Regions from separate parts of the Mus musculus genome. Here region 2 is linked to region 1. A link is a loop called in an ENCODE intact Hi-C map of the cell type or tissue named here. Cell type or tissue: heart. All regions are shown on one strand. Each heading gives the region's core, and the rest is flanking DNA. Links, peaks and the distances in the headings are about the cores only. Region 1 holds the start of Gm2102 (predicted gene 2102). Region 2 has its middle 86 kb from the start of Gm26263.

Evidence for each region. Hi-C counts contacts between places; a loop is a spot of excess contacts. Peaks named below come from ENCODE experiments on the same cell type or tissue, not always from the same donor. Only the 100,000 strongest peaks of a DNase experiment are listed, where the experiment ranks them.
Region 2: it touches region 1 in a loop (2.8-fold over the local background); 7 of 42 quality-filtered maps call a loop at or near these places.

What each region holds. Positions count from the first base shown.
Region 1 is chr1:78,212,718-78,221,048 of GRCm38, reverse strand. It overlaps Gm2102 (predicted gene 2102), which reads left to right and starts at 2,779. Exons shown (of 2, transcript NM_001378660.1): 1 at 2,779-2,857; 2 at 3,293-6,085. The coding sequence starts at 3,408. The coding sequence ends at 4,460. In heart, for the core only: a CTCF peak has its summit at 3,622; no DNase peak of the experiment used is centred there; H3K4me3 peaks cover 2,889 bases; H3K27ac peaks cover 711 bases; H3K27me3 peaks cover 7,499 bases.
Region 2 is chr1:77,980,114-77,988,444 of GRCm38, reverse strand. No RefSeq gene overlaps it. Among named protein-coding and RNA genes, the nearest start is that of Gm26263, 86 kb to the right of the region's middle. In heart, for the core only: no CTCF peak of the experiment used is centred there; no DNase peak of the experiment used is centred there; H3K27me3 peaks cover 311 bases.

The DNA of each region.
Region 1 (8,331 bases), core at 192-8,191:
AAGACAGAGGCTTGTGAAACCAGAATATTCATTATGGGGGCATGGAAGAGACCATGGACAAGAGATTTTTGAGGCCATGGTTGTTTCCCATCTACTTGGTTCCTCAAAAATTAAATAATCCAGCAAATAATAGTATTTGATATGTTCAAGATATGAACAGGATTCTGGTAAACCCAATTCAAAAGCTGGCACGCATATTGAGCTATTTGGTGATGACTTAAGGTCCAGTTCAGCAGTTTTCTTCCCAGGAAAATTCCAGGTCCCAGCATGACCACACTTTTATGTTTACTCTTGCAGACAATATGGCTGGCACTGGGCTTCATGGTTCCTTAGGTCAGGTGCCTGTGGCCTACCAAACACTTTCTGGATGTTACAGACCTTCCTCATTGACCCAAGGAAGTCCTTACACAACACCTTTATGAGTCCTAAGGATGAACATCTCTTCTGAAGATATAAAATAATTGGGATGCTGTGTTCCCATCAAAATGGTATCACAATGGGGGTGGTAGTTTGTGCCTGTGATTCTAATACTTGGGAGGCTGAAACAGGAGGATTGCTGTGTTGGGCACTAGTGAGTTCCAGGCCAGCCTGAGTTATAGTTTGGGATACGTGCCCAAAACAAAACAAACCAAACCCCAAAAACCTATCCAAACATAGTAAATTCTGTCATTGTTAACCAAAGTCCTGTAATTGTTGACAGAAAGTATGGGCCAGTCTTATACCCGTGTCTTTCAAAGATTGTTCCGTACTTTGGGACCTAAATCATCATGAGCTACACAGGAGACATGGTCACAGCCTGATAAATGCCTTGGCAACGCTGTTTGCTTACATTGGATAAGAGCTGGAAGATCTGGTTCAGAGCTCAAGTAAAGCAAATCTGTGGTCTTTGTATCAGCCAGGGATGCTTTGTTTCTGGTGGTGGAGGGGAAGTTTTGATGGTCACAGCTGGAATGCTTCACTATTGACTTCAAATGAGTAATGGCCAAAGACACCACTTCACATTGGTCATCATTGAATGGCACCTGCAGTAAACACTTATCCAGCCCAAAATGTCAGTAGCGCTGGTGTGAGAAAGCCTGGTGTAAGATGAAAATCACGACAGGCTATAGCTGCAAAGCTTATGTGCTTTGCCCAAACACATCTTATGTTCCTATGTCCTAACACACAGGTCTTCGGGGTTCTTACGTGAAGGATTGTGCACCTTCGGCATGATGCTGGCTGGGTGAAGAGGGCTGTACAGATGCAAATTAGCCCTCTTGCTTCTGTGCACCTCCCTGAGACACTCTTTCAAGGTCTGAGCAGTGTGGTAAGCATAGCACACACCTAATCAGAACTTAAAGATCCCGGTGTGAAACTGTGTGAGACACACATGCGAAAAGTAGACACCTGAGGAGCAGAAAGACTTCTAAAGCTCCAGTTAGCTTTGAGTCAGTCTGCAACCTTTCAAAGCCAGGGGATAATCTTTTTGTCCCCTGATCCTGACCTCTCATTACTGTCCCCATCACAGATATCTAAAAGCAATATTGCCCCAAATAATAATTAGAAAACTGGAAACTAGAAAGTTAACATTTTAAAACAAGTTTAACACAAGGCCTTACATTTAAGACATAGTACACTCCCTATTCACATAGAGTAAAAATATACTTATTTTCAAATGCTCCAGGAATGTCATAGTTGTTTAGAATCCCCCCACCCCAGAAACTTATTTTCTTTTGTTTTATGTTTGGAGGCATTCTCATGTACACCTGGCCCCAAACTCCATATGTAGCTGATGATGCTTTGAATCTCTAATCTCCTGCCTCCACCTCCCAAATGCTCGAATTACAGGCTGCTGGGGGTGCCATTGGGGTTGTGTGCCAGCACTCTCCCAAATGACCAATCAAGCTGCATCCCCAGCCTTTTCATCAGGCTCCTGTTGACTCTTCCAGGGTTTCTTTCTGTCCTCTCCCTTTACTGTGCTTCCCAGTCATCATGATTTGGTTTGTTTGTTTCAGCTATTTCCCACGGAAACGTGTGATCTTCAGAGACAGGGTAGAAGTTGCAGTGTTCCTATGGTCAGGAAGAAGGAAGAGGGAAGAGAAGAGAAAAAAATTTTACAAAGCCATCTTTCTCCCCCTTCTTTACCGACTGGGGAGACAAGTGGCCATTTTCCTCCTCACAGGGCAGAGGAGGGGGCACCTGGAGAGACCAGGAAAGGAGAAGTTAAGAATATCTAAATATCACCAAGGCAGGCTGTACCCAAACCCTTCTGTACCTTACTGTACTGAGCTACATCTTGTTGACTTGTCCCTGTGGATTTCTATTCCCTAAACCTTGGCGTTTTCATTAGGTCGAGAGTTTTGTGCTCTCTGCATCCTGATGATTAAAGTTAAAGTGGGCACATGAAGGAGGAGATGGGCGAGGCTAGCAGCTGCGTTGAAACTGGGCTTTTCAGTGTGTGAATTTCCTTGCCAACTACTTTCTCTCCCTCTCTCTGCCTCTGTAACCGCCTGGTACTAGAAACAGCTGCATCTACAGTGGTCATCGCCAGGAAAACAGCTGGACTCTGCTCCCAATCTGTCTTCTCTCCTTAAACTCAGGAAGCAACATTTCCAAGGAAGAAAGGGGAATTATCCAGTTCCCAAATTTCCTCCAAAGGGGGGAAATGCCCTTCTCTGCTTCCACTCTGAGATGAGCCCTGCACCGCCGCCTGGGCCCTGCTAATAAAAGTGCAAAGCGTAAATGGCTTGGGAATTATTGGCTTTCGCCCTTGGACTGAGACATGAGATCACGATTTTCAGTCGGGGAAGGAACCGCCTCTGCCAGGCTGCCGAGGCCGCCGCTTCCCCTCCCTGCGCGGGTCCTGCATTACATCACGGTGAGCACTTGCTGGTAGGGGGGAGAGGAGACTTCTCCTGGGACCTAGCCCCAGACAAGGAAGGAGAAATCAGATAAAAAGGAGGGGTGGGAGGAGTGATGTTGAGGAAGTGGAAAAAGGAAAAAGCAGGTCCCAGTAGCACACCATCTTTAGAGGCTGTGTGTACAGGCAAAACGGAGCAGCCTAAAGCAGCCGCACCCCCTAGTACGTTCCTGCAACACTTCCAAGCCCACCTGAACCCCAATTTTTAAGTCCAACATAAACGGATACAGAAAGTTGTCAGGATACCTAGGTAGAGAGGATTAAGGGTGCCTCAGTCAGGCCCCCTGGACTTGGAAGGACTAAGAGCATCCGCACTGGGGTGGGGTGGGGTGGGGTGGGTGGACCAGAGGGCCGGGCGGGGGCGCAGCAGCCAGCGATTACCTCCCCTGCCAGGCGACAGCAGTCAGAGGGGGGAGGCAGAAGCGCCTCCTCCCCGCCCTGAGCCCGGGCGGCAGCTTAGGGGGAGGACGGTGCCTCACCTAGCCCCCGATGAGGGGCGTATCATGCCATGGCAGCGCCTGCGAACGATAGCGGCGGCAGCACCCAGAGCAGGAGCAGCAGTCCCGGGAGCCGAGACGGAGTTGGGGGTACTGCGGCTGGAGCTCGCGACGACGGGGACACGGGAGTCCGGGACGCTGCTGCGAGCGTCTCCAGCCTCCCTCCGCTCGAGGACTACGAGTGCAAAATCTGCTATAACTACTTCGACGCGGACCGGCGCGCCCCCAAGCTGCTGGCATGCCTGCACACCTTCTGCCAGGAGTGCTTGAGCCAGCTGCAGCTCCGCGCTGCCGCCGCCTCCAGCGCGGTCCCTGAGCGCGCGCCGCGCCCGCCACCCTGGCACGGCCCGCCCGGCGCCATCGCGTGCCCGGTGTGCCGCCACCGCACGCCGCTGCCGGACAGCCGCGTTCACGGCCTGCCCAACAACACCAAGCTCGCTGAGGCCTTCCCGCTGGCTCTGCGCGCCGCACAAGATCCGCTGCCCCAGGACCGCCTCCCGCCGCTGGCCTCCCGCCGCCCCGCGCCCACCGCCGCCCCGCCGCCAATCCCCGCCCCGCAGCCGCCGCAGCCGGCGCCACCACCCGCCGAGGACGCCGCCCCGGGATCTCGGGGCCGCCCTGGTCTCCGCGCCCCGGGCGCCTACGAGAGCTGTCAGAACTGCAAGCGGGCGGCGCTCACCGCCGGCTGCGTGTGCGTGGTCTTCTCATTCCTCTCCATGGTGGTGCTGCTGTTCACCGGTCTCATCTTCGTCAACCACTACGGCGGTGGCGGTGGCGGCGGCGGCAGCGGCAGCGGCGGCGGCGGGGGTGGGGGATCCCCGAGCAGCGGTTCGTCCCCCGGCCCCGCCCCAGCTACCGGATCGCCCTCGCCCTCGCCCGTGGGACCCATCTGCCTGTCCGTGGCTAGCATCTTAGCGCTCTTCTCCGTGGTGGTCACCTGGATCATCTGCTGGCTCAAGTACCGGCCCGAGGGGGCGGCCGCGGGCTCCGCTGGAAGCGGCGGCAGTGGTTCGAGGGCGCGGGCAGCCGCAGCTCTGGGCAGCGCCCGGAGGAGCGATACGTAGGGGAAAGTCACACCCGGCTCCTGGTGCGTCGCCTACTCTCAGCGTCCCCATAGGATCCAGTTTTGGATTCAGTGAGCTGGGGTTTCTCCCCACTTCGTCTGTTACCGCGGACCACTGAATCACTGCGGAGCCTCAGTTTCCCTCCTCTTGGTCTTTCTGTTCCCTATTTCCTTTACCTTCGGTGAGAGGGAAACAGAAGAGAAAGGGATGCTGGTGTGTGGGGGGATCCCGTTTACCCAAACCTCTGCTTTATGCGTCACTCCCACGCTGGCCAAAGTGTGTGACTGTCCCTACCCCATAGCCTGAGGATGTGCAGAAAGCGGATTCCTGGAGCCTAGGACTTGGGCGCTCATTTAGGAGTACCGCGCGCGCGCTTCTCCGCAACAGTTGTGAATGGACTTGAGTCCTCTGAAGGAAAAATGAATAAGATGTAAACTCAAATCTCAGAGATCCCGGGAGGACAGAGACTGATGAACAGTCCGTATCCACGCGCCTAGAGTTGAGCGTCAGGCTAGACCTTGCCCTAGCCGGCGTCTGTGCGGAGCTGGGCAGGTGCTCAGCGGGCATGCGCGTCCAGGGCAGTCTCAGATCTCCCTCAAGCGCGCACTCGCTGGTGATCCGCTGCTTTCCGCCTGGTGGCTGGAGCCAAGCCCAGAAGTCCCATCTCCTGGAGGCTTGCGGTTGTTTTATTCACAGTGTTACTGCCAGGCAATCATTTTCATCTTCTGTAACCGGACTCGACTCAGGGAGCTTAAAGAGCCTGACCTCCCTTCTCTCAAAACTGACTGACTGTTGCCCCCGCCTGGAAGACACTGAAAGCTATTTATTCAGAGTATAAACTATAAGCTTCCCCTTTTCCCGTGACACTCCCCCACCCCCAATTTCACTAAAAATAATTTATTTTTGAATATATAAATCTGGAAGTTTTGCACATTAAGGTCTCCAGAAGTTGTTTTGAGCGGTGTCACTTCTCTCTTACCTCTGACCCAAACACATTTCAAAACAGTAAGCAGAAAATCAAGGTGTGTTAGTAATTCAAGATTTTATACTGTGAAACAATAACTTTCAACTACATGAAAACACATATAATAACGCCCAAAGATAAAATGAAAGTGTTGCTGCCTCTGGTTATCAAGATAATGTACATTTAGAATATTTTGAGTTTAACTTTCTGTTGCCACGGAATCACTGGAATATCCACACTAAATAGGAAAAAAAAATACATGTCGACCTGATTTTGAGACTAAAGGAATGGTTTGTGAGTGTGTACAGCACCTGATGGGATTGCCTTTTTAAAAGAAAAAAACCATGGATCTAAAATGTATTTTGTGTGAAAACAAATGCCTCATTCCACCTTTTGGAAATTGGGAAAAGATGGTTTTCATGCTGTGAAAAGAAAAGTCACTGATGCCCCTGGGGGTGTGCTGTTCTTCCTCGTGTATTATGAAGCCTGCATGATGCCTCTGTATTAACTATCTCCAGTGAAGCATTTATATCTATCACATGAGTGGGCTAATTTATTGGTTATCAAAAGTAGCATGGCTTCGATATTAGGAACCACAATATGGTGTGTTATATGTCTATGCTGTCTTAATAAAAACAGGAAGTGTTTATAGAAAATAAGACATCCTGGGCTTTGGTACATTTTTATCTCCTGATGAAGCTCTTTGCAGAGTCCCCTATTCCTTGGGGACATGTTTCCGTCCAAATTCCCGACTGCAGATTTTGATTGAGCATCGGAGAGAAAAATCACTCACAAATGAGAGTGTAGCTGGTTACGATGGGCATTTTTTGTATTTCTGAGCTTTTTAAAAAAAGACATCTTTTTTTTTTTTTTTTTTATCTGTATGGGTGAGTGTATGTCTGTGCAATGTGTGTTTTCCTGGTGCCTGTGGAGGCCAGAAGGAGGCCTTGGATCCCCTGGAACTGGAGTTACAGACCAAGTGTGAGAAAGCATGGGGGCTGTGACAGTTTACTGGGACTCTAAACCTTGGTCCTCCAATGAGTTTAACCATTGAGACTCATATCTAGCTTCTGAGCTTTAATAAGACCCCCTGAAGAACTCTCCTGAACGCCACCCTAACTGTTTAGTCCCCTTTAACAGGCACAAAACCTAGACTCTGACATCACACTGCTGTTGGTTTCTGTGACCAGTGTCTTGTCCCAAATAAGAGTCATATTTCGGAGGTGAGTTGTGACTTACGTACTCCAAACAACTCGTGCTGCTTTCATATTTACTTTTATGTTTTATTCACCCTTACCTCCTGTGTAGACATTCTGTCTACAATCACTGTGACAAAAATGCATCCACACACGTACATGTGTGTGTGTATGTACATACATGACACATGCACACTGGTAACAGACCTTGGCTTTGTGGGTGTGGCCATTTGTACACAAACATGTGTTTGTCATTTCATTCCCCTCAACTGGCAGCCTACATGTCTGCCTAGAGTTACTTGGAGACCAGCTGGCTTCTTACTTATAGCTCACTTATGATCCACAGAATCGAACCAGCGATGTGGGCTGAACGGTTTCTCATACAGGAGAAGTGCATCTTGGGAGTTGCCTCCTTCACAATAAGAGCCACATTTTGCCCCCCCCCTCCGCATTGCACATGTAAATTTCTTTTGGAAACTGAGTTAGAATTGCTGAAAATCAAATAGATGCCATTTGTAGCTCAGCCCAAAGAGAGATTTTTTTTTTCCACCTTGGCTGACCTTGCTTTGGTTGCTAATTTTTAACTTTCTTACCAGAAGCAGAGGGTTGGTAAAATGAGGTGATAAAAACAAACAAACAAACAAACAAAAAACAACAAGCCGGGCGTGGTGGCACACGCCTTTAATTCCAGCACTTGTGAGGCAGAGGCAGGCAGATTTCTGAGTTCCAGGCCAGCCTAGTCTACAAAGTGAGTTCCAGGACAGCCAGGGCTACAGAGAAACCCTGTCTTGAACCACCCCCCCCCAAAAAAAACAAAACAAAACAAACAAACAAAAAAACAAAACAAAAAAAAACCAAAACATTTGTCTGCTCCTCTTCCATTTTGCAGATTTGATTAAACCATTCACCCAGAATCCTTTGTTACTTTTATACTCATATATATCTTTTATCGACCCTTTCCTTACCTTCACTACAGAGATTGTAATTAGTATAGCAAGAATTCATCTCCACTGTGCAAACCAATATGTATGCCTTTTGTGTTGTTTGTTTTGTTGTTGTCTTTTTTGAGATAGGGTTTCTTTGTCTAGAATCCCTGGCTGTCCTAGACCTTGCCTCTAACTCACAGAAATCCACCTACCTCTGCTTCCTGAGTGCTGGAATCAAAGGTGTGTGCCATCATGCCTGTATTAGATACGTCTTAAACATCTACACTACTAACAGAACTTAGCTTCCACTTATGGAAAAGCCTGGCACAACAACACCTTAGACAAAGCAGGGGTTTGGAAATATCTTCATTGTCTAGAGGGCTTCTGGGATGACAGGAAGTACCTTGCCATGGCAGTTCTCTCCTCAGCATCTTAGAGGAGACTGAGTCAGTCTTGGGTTGGGTACAGCTCCATCTTCAGAGTAGGAAGGTCCAGCAAAATGAAATCTAGTCTATCTTGCACAGCCTTTTGGAAACTGGAAGACCTCCTGACTCCAGACACATGATCTCCTGCGGCCAGCTGATAGGTCTGGAGGATTGCTTTCACCTTATTTGGAAAGACCTTGGGATATCATCTGACCTCTTTGAACCTCAGGCTCTTCAACAGTAAAATTTGAGGAGAAGTTAAAGAGTCACCCACCCCTGCCTCAAGAGGTTGGCAGGAGGGTTTGTACTCAGAGAAGTAGCAGCTAAAATGCCCTGGATATGAAAGATTAAAGTACCTGT
Region 2 (8,331 bases), core at 19-8,018, 230 kb after region 1:
TACCCTCAAAAAAAAAAAAAAAAAGAGTTGCATTTGAAGAACGGAGAGACAACCAATAGCACAGGAAGAAGGTTGATGGGGGATGGGCTCTGTAAGAAAGTAAGACACCATGAGAGCATGAAGCAAACTGGACAGCTCAAGATGCCTGGGCATGCTGATGGCGGTCCTAGAGGAATTAAAAACACACAGGGATGAAGATGGGGGAGGATGTTCTCGGCAGTGTGAATATCTTGACTATGGTCCCTGGAGTGGGAAGATGAGTGAGAAGGATTGTTGGAACCAAGGGGTATATTATTACTGTATATAACTGTATATAACTGTATATAACTGTATATAACTGTATATAACTGTATATAACTGTATATAACTGTATATAACTGTATATAACTGTATATAACTGTTTATAACTGTATATAACTGTATATAACTGTCAGCCGGGATTCTGAGGTCATCCTTTCTGAGGCTGGGGTGGAGACAAAGAAACAAGAGCTAGATTTGGCTTCTAAAGTCCTCTAAAAGAGATTTGCTGAGACTTCCAGGACAAAGGTGTAGTAGAGACAAAGGCAGGAAGATAAATCTTACCAGACTGTAACTTTCTACTGCATTATGAGTAGGAAACAAAATGGCTCAAAAGCAACCATTGGGACTGCAGTGGTTTAAATGTTCCCTTTCAGAATCTGTGGAGAGAACTCTCCTCTCACTATTAGAATACTATAGTCACCTGTCAGCCATTGTGCCAGTGTTTTCGCTGTAAGTTCTCCCCTCTCCTGACCTCTGTCTTCTGTTTGCTCACCTGTCACATGGTAGCACAGTATAGAGCCCCTCCCTCATCAAATGCTTCCACATTGCTCTTGACCTTCCCAGCCACCAGGAGCCCGAGCCAAATAATTGTCTATTGTTTATGCTTTAGCAGGTCTGTGGTATCACATCTGAACAGCAGAACACATATTTAGACAGCAAGCAAGCAGAATGAGGCAATGACTTGGCTGTGGGAAGGGTCAGAGATGCCAGGATGGGACCAGCACAGAGTGTTCCTGCTGCTCTCAGGGCACCACATGCTACAGGCAGGACTGCTTCCACAGGATGCTGCTCTCACTCTTACCAAGTCTGCTTGTTGGTCCTTCCATTATTGATGCCCCTAGGGGCTCTTCGCTTGCCTCACTGTGTACGTTTCTGCCATCTTGTTCCTCATCCCTCAACCCTCGTCAGAGCAGCTTCTTACAGTCAATGGCAGTTAAGACGAGATCCAAAGCTGGTCAACATGCAGAAAATACGAGATTTCAAAGCTCTGAATTGGGTGTCTATATTGTCCCCTCAAAGTTCAGAGATAATTATAGAAGAGCAGGTGAACGAATTTTAAGAGCCAGAGGCATTGGATATCTACAAAGAATAAGTATTTGCCAGATGTGACAGCGCTGTGCTTTGACATGATGTCTCTGTCTCTCTGTCCTGCCTCTATCTCTGTCTCTCTATCTCTGTATCTTTGTCTCTGTCTGTCTATCTGTTTTTCTTTCTCTCTCTCTCTCTCTCGCTCTCTCTCTCTCCTATACACACACACACACAGAGGGAGGGGGAGAGAGAGAGGAAGGAGAGAGGAAGGGGAGAGAGAGAGAGCGAGAGAGAGAGAGAGAGAGAGAGAGAGGGAGAGAGAGAGAGAGAGAGAGAGGGAGAGAGAGAGAGAGAGGAAAAAACCTTGGGTGCATGTTAAGATTAACACAAGCTATAATCCCAGCATGAGTTGGGGAGAGACTCATGAAGTCTACCCTGGCTGAGGAGCTATTGTTGATTTATAGCCACTGGTGGAAGGAACGCCAGTTTTTTGATCTTAGACTACCCCCCGAATTCCCTTCTATCTGGACCATCAGTGTGGAATCCAGTAGCATCATCCAGATACTCGCTGAGGTCAAGACACAAGACATTGTTCAAAAACAAAGCAAAACAAATATCATGTTCTTTTTTAAATTGTCTGTGGCTCCTAGATTCTATTTGGTCACACACAATGCTATAATAATGTCTGTGCATAAGGAAGTGAAAGTTGAAGTGGAATTCTCTAGATGGTCAAAGGGAACGGATGGGAGGATGAGGTGGGGGGTCAGGTTAATAGGAGAATATGTTCAGCATAAAGCTATACCACTATGAAGATCGATAAATAAAAGAGAGAGAGATGTGCCACAGGGAGACTGGGGTAGGATGCTGCTATTAGACTGGGATTCTGTTTCTTCATCTTGTATATATCTGAACCAGATCCAGGGCAACTTTAATCCTTCTGGGTATCCCTTAACTGTAGCATCAGTCAGATAACCTGCTCTCTCCATCTCTGTTATGGTCAGGACTGGGTAAGTAGCAAGAGATAAATGTTCCCCCAAGTAACCCTCGCAGGATGGCATTCATCTCAGGTGCACATGGCATAGAAGTGAGGGGAGGTAAAGTGTGAAGGCCCATGCTCCCTCCAGAGGGCAGACCACCCAGCTATTCTGAGCATTTGTACAGAAAGGCTAATAATCTACAATACACACACACACACACACACACACACACATATGTATATGTGTATATATAATCACATTGAGTTTAAGGTTAGTCTGCTTACATCCAGTAAAAGAGATAAGCCCTGAGGAAGAATAAAGTCGGCCATCTGATTGCTTAGAATACCGAGATTCATAAATTTGTATGGTTTGGCCCAACTTTAAAACTTTACATCTGCAAAGTTAAGAAATAAAACCCCAAAGCATGTGGGGCCTGAGAGCCAGCTCAGTAAGGAAAGGTGTGAGCTGCCAAGCCTCATGGCTACAGTCCTCTAACCTGGACCACACAGTGGAAGGGAGGGAGTCCCATATGGTGATGGGAAAGAACCAGCTCCCATGAGCTGCCTTTGACCTCTATGCATGTGCCATGGCATATACAAACCTATACACTTAAACACACACATGTACCTCAAATAAAATAGTTGTTAAAGTAATTATGTCATTGTTAAATAAGGGGGAAATGTTATCGAGAAGTACAAGAAAACAAAAATTACGAGGATAATGTGCGTTAAGAGCCCTCAAATACCCTCGATCAGGTACCCACAGAATAAATGGTACCTCCCTGGTGTTTGTTGAATTCAAATACAAACTCATAAATCACAAACGACAGGAGGAGAACGAATGCTTAAGATCCGGACATCCGAGGATGTTCAAAAGGAATGGAAAAACAAGAGCCATCAAACGCGCCACGGCTATGAGGTCAACCCCTTGAAGTCGACTTTAGGAAAAGCCTTGATCCCTGAGCCCTGGACAGATGCTGTGACTACTTCCACTTCCTTCGGGACAAACAATTAACATCCAAGCATCTCTTGTTCTGCATCCAATCAGAACCACCTAAAGGATTTAAACTATCATGGAGCACAGTGCTGTGGAGCTGCTGGCTGGCTGGAGGGGTCTCATAAATGTCACCGGGAGGACTCCTAGCAATCGGGAAGACAAGAGACAAAAATAATAACAGTAATTCTTTACTCTCACATAGCATCTTTCATCTGAAGGGCTCAAAGGCTCAACGTATTTTACAGATGTTGTAGCCATTAAAATGTATACAGCAGACATTATTCTCCGTGGATTACAGATGGGGAGGGGACCGTAATCCTGTCACTCAGACTAAAACTGGAATAAACATCTAATTATCCTTGAGAGGAATTCTTTCTAAATGCAGCCCCCTCTTTTTGCAGTTTCTTATCGCTTCTGAGTGGACAAGACAGGTCTCTTCATTGGGCCTGGTATATCTGCTGCCAGCATCCGAATACTGAAACGAGATCAGATCAGAATCTTTGTCCCAGACGAAACATATTTAACCTCTCAAATCTTTCTTCAGAGGCCCAATCTGTCTCATTCTTACAACCTGGAGGTGGTTTTCAACTACAGTAACTGAAACCAGGGCAGGATGCTGCTACTTTTAGGATAGGGCAATGACTTCTAGTTCCCTTGTCCAAAATATTGTTTCTTTTTCTTTCTTTCTTTCTTTCTTTCTTTCTTTCTTTCTTTCTTTCTTTCTTTCTTTCTTTCTTTCCTTCCTTCCTTCCTTCCTTCCTTCCTTCCTTCCTTCCTTCCTTCCTTCCTTCCTTCCTCCTTCCTTCCTCCCTCCCTCCCTCCCTCCCTCCCTCCCTCCCTCCCTCCCTCTTTCTTTCTTTCTTTCTTTCTTTCTTTCTTCCTTCCTTCCTTCCTTCCTTCCTTCCTTCCTTTCTTTCTTTCTTTCTTTCTTTCTTTCTTTCTTTCTTTCTTTCTTTCTTTCTTTCTTTCTTCTTTTTTCTGCTTTGATGTAGCAATTACACCTTTTCATTTTGTTTCTGTCTGGTTTTGCTTGACAGTAGTACTAGGGTAAAGTCCAAAACTTTACTCAACACTGGGCTAGCATATGAGCTACAGCCCTACCCCTTACATTTCTTTAAAAGGTGAAAAATGAAAAATAAAGAAATGATATTAATCGAGAGAAAAACCTCTTCCATCTCATGATAATAGCTATTTTTGCATTTACTGTTTTTCTTCATCCACCTTAACCTCGTGCCGGAGGGGTGAGGTGCGGCTCTGTATTTTCTAGTATGTAAATAGCTTTTGAGATCGCTGCAGAAGTGTCCTCTACTGATTTTTTTGGGAAAGAAGCACCATGATTTGAGGCACATAATAAGGTGCGAATCTGTGATGCAATTGCTCAGCTTAGGAGAGAACAGATCTGTCTCCACTATCCCCCTTCTGCTCTGAGAATGTTTTGTTAAACATCTTTTCATTCAAAGTTTTTTTTTTGTTTGTTTGTTTTTGTTTGTTTTGTTTTTGTTTTTCACTGCAAGGACTTTCAATAAGAGTCTTAAAAATCTATTTTTAAACAGCCTCTCAGGTGGTAAGTAGTGAGTTAAAAGTCTCAGTGTCTATATCAATCCTACTATACTCTACTTAGGACCAACTTTTCTCATTGTTTGAATTAGTCCAATGTTAGTCTTGCTTTTAGAATTGAGTACAAATGTCCTCCTTAGCCCTACCCCCCTGTTTCCTCTCCTTAGCAGACTAAATGCATTCTCCTTTTAGGGAACCTACGCTTGACTAAAGGATGATATCTAAATCTAAGCTAGATTAATGGAATCTCGATATGAAGCTAGCCACTATTCACTCTTGTGCTTACAGAACTTCTCTTGCCTGTGCGTTCAGACCACCACTTTATTCTTTAAGATGTCCTTGTAAGGTAAATAAGAAATACTATTAATAGGTTGTAAAGCGAATACAAGGCTTGGTGTCCTGGCTGAGACCCAGGACTGATGCAGTGAATGGTGCTGCTCCGTTTTCTAAGACCTCTCCTCTAAGTCTCAAAGCCACTGCTGCAGGCATTGGATCAACCTTATTCGAATTCCCCAGGCATTATTGCCTTTCTTTCTGCTGTTCTTAATATTTGTATGATTATTTATCCTGTGCTCAGAGAGCGGTGGAAAAAAATCATTTAAGCCAGTTGTTTGGCAATATCTAGGAGAGGAGAAAGCAGTCGTGAATTTAATCTGTTCTTAGAACTAAAGTGATTTTCATACATGTCAAAAGAGTCAAACTAGTTTGTGCACGCACTCCCCACCTCAGACAGACTGCTTGTTGAGGGCGATATATTTCAGCTAGCTCCGGTATCTTTGGAACCTTATTTATAATAAAGCTCTTGGGAAAAAAAAAAAAAAAAACATGGGCAGAGACTAGAATTCCTCACTCTGCCCTGCTGATAGGTTTCTCTTCTTTCCCACTCATAGCAGGACTTTTCACGATCTCTGTACATCTCAGTATGGAGATTCAGATTCAGTCTCTGTCTCTTTTTGTCCATCGCATGGCCATCAAGCTTACAAAGTCAGTAACTTTGTAAGCTGGCGTTCCTCCAGGGACCCTTGGAACCAGGGTGTCTTGTCCTGGAAATCTTTTTCTTTGGCCCTTAATGATCCTTTGTCCCCTTTTCAGAGTAGGGACAAATTTAAAACCACAGCTGGAAGGAGAGGGATTTTTTTGGATAAAATGTAGTTTTGAAAGTTTTGGAATCAAATGCAGTTTTTGGAACACAGCTAAACAGCTCACCAGAGCTAGGTTGTGGGGTCCCTGGAGGTACGCTCTCCTGTGCAGCCTGAGTTGGTCATGTCTATTTAGGGCAAAATGCGGGAGAAAGTCGTTGTAAGGGCAAACTCGACTTGGCAAATTAAAAAAAAAAAAAAAATTGGACGGGATTCGTTAGTAGAAACGCAGCAGATTATTAAACAATGAAACCTTTTCAAGTGAGAGATAAAGTAATAGAAGGTGGCAGGGGAGAGGCAGGAATGTAAAGAGAAAAATATCAGGGGCAGACCCTGATAAGATCTTCAGGAATCTGAGACAGATGGGGTGCTGGCTTGTTGTGCTGTCTTTTTTGCTCAGGACTGAGTTCTGGAACTTTCCAGTAACTTCTGCTGTGACACAGACCCCACCCTGTTCCTCTCCTTTTCCCATCTTATCCTGCAATGGGGTGGGGGTGGGGGTGGGGGGTGGGTTCCTATTCCTGACACCTTTGGTTGCTGAGAGGCTAAGACCACATTCTTGTCTGGCCTGTTTGACCACCTGAGAGTCATTAAGCAGTCTCTCCTCTGGTTCCAAAATTCTGTTTTCCTGGAACATCTTGTTGAACTGGAAGGTCCAGGCAGTTGAGAAACCACTACTCACACCTGAACAAATCAGTCTGTTTTTTTCCTGAAGTGTAGTACACGCTTGCCTCCTGGCACCCGCTCAGGTAAATGGCAGATCCAATCATCTGGCTGAAGCAGACCGTGGTGAGGTCATTATCCTGAAGCACTCTGTTAGGAATCTCAGGGAACCAAGGACTGCTAGTCTAATTAGGCAAGCAGTTCACGAGGAAGAGGCCAGAAGAAGAAGAGATTTGAGGGTTATCCAAAATATGTTTAGAAAAGGCCAGTCTACCAGCAAAGGGGGGGGGGGGTGTCTCCCAAATAAAGAGAAGTTCTGGAATATTAAACCTTTTTACGACATATAAGCAGAGACAGAGACAGAGAGAGAGGAGAGAGTCAGATGGAGAGAGGGAAAGGAGAGTCAGAGAGATGGAGACAGACAGAGAGAGAGAGAGAGAGAGAGAGAGAGAGAGAGAGAGAGAGAGAAAGACAAATTTCCTCATTGGCATAAAGTGGTACCTCTTAAAGCCAATGGCAAGTGCATGAAGTGTTACTCTGGGCCTTGGCACTCTTGCTGGGAGTATCTCCAAAAAGACCCAGTCCTCCATCAAGAAGCAGATGTACACGGGAACAAGACAAGAAGGTAGTTGTGTTTTGGTCTGGCCTAATCTCACTCACTTAAGAATGCTAAGATTTAAGCCAAACTTGTTAGCTGGTGATCTTCCAGCTAGTTGGAAGGCTGAGGCAGGAGGATCCCAGCCACAAAGCCATCCTTGACAGTCTGGTAGCCTGGGTAACTTACTGAGACCTTACCTCAAAATAAAACTTGAAAATAGGATTGAGGGTGTAACTCAGCTGTAAAGAGTTTGCCTGGTATGCTCAAGGCCCTAATTACAGCAAAGATTTCCCAGTGCCAGTTCACTCTTTGCCTCTGTCTGCCCTTCTCCAAACAAGGCCACGTGTCCCTGCCCCAGATCAGAGACTAGGCTCCTGAGTGCTGACTCGCCCATCTTTTTTCTCTTGTCAAAAAAGAAAATGTCCATGTCATTAACAGTCTGTGCTTTTTGACATTTTTTATTGGCTATGTTATGTATTTACATTTCAAATGTTATCCTCCTCCCAGGTTTCCCTTGAAACCCCTCCTATCGCCTTCCCCTTCCCCCTGCTTCTATGAGGGTGCTCCCCAACCAACTACCCACTCCAGCCTCACCTCCTTAGCATTCCCCTGTGCTGGGGTCTAAGCCTCTATAGGACCAAGGGATTACTAGATAAGGCATCCTTTGCTACATAGCAGCTGGAGCCATGGATCCCTCCATGTGTACTCTTTGGTTGAAGGAGTTTGCAACCCCATAGGAAGAACAGCAACCAGGCCCCCACCCCCACCCCCCCCAAGAGCTCCCGGCTTTTTGACATTTTCAACTTTAGATGATATATGATTGATATTGAGAACATTAGTTTATTCTGGGGGTAAAAGTTTAGGTTAAGGTAAGACCAACACAGGTTTGGCTTTGGGCAGACATAGAGGTATAATTGCTTAGAGTAACCTAAATCATGAGCCTTAACCCCAGTGATCATCTCTTTGATTCTCTTTCCTTCCTCCCCTCCTCCTCCTCCCCTCTTCTTTTCTCTCTCCCTCCCGTTCTTTCCCTCCTTAGCCCACTTTATCCTCCTCCTGAAACTTTTTGATA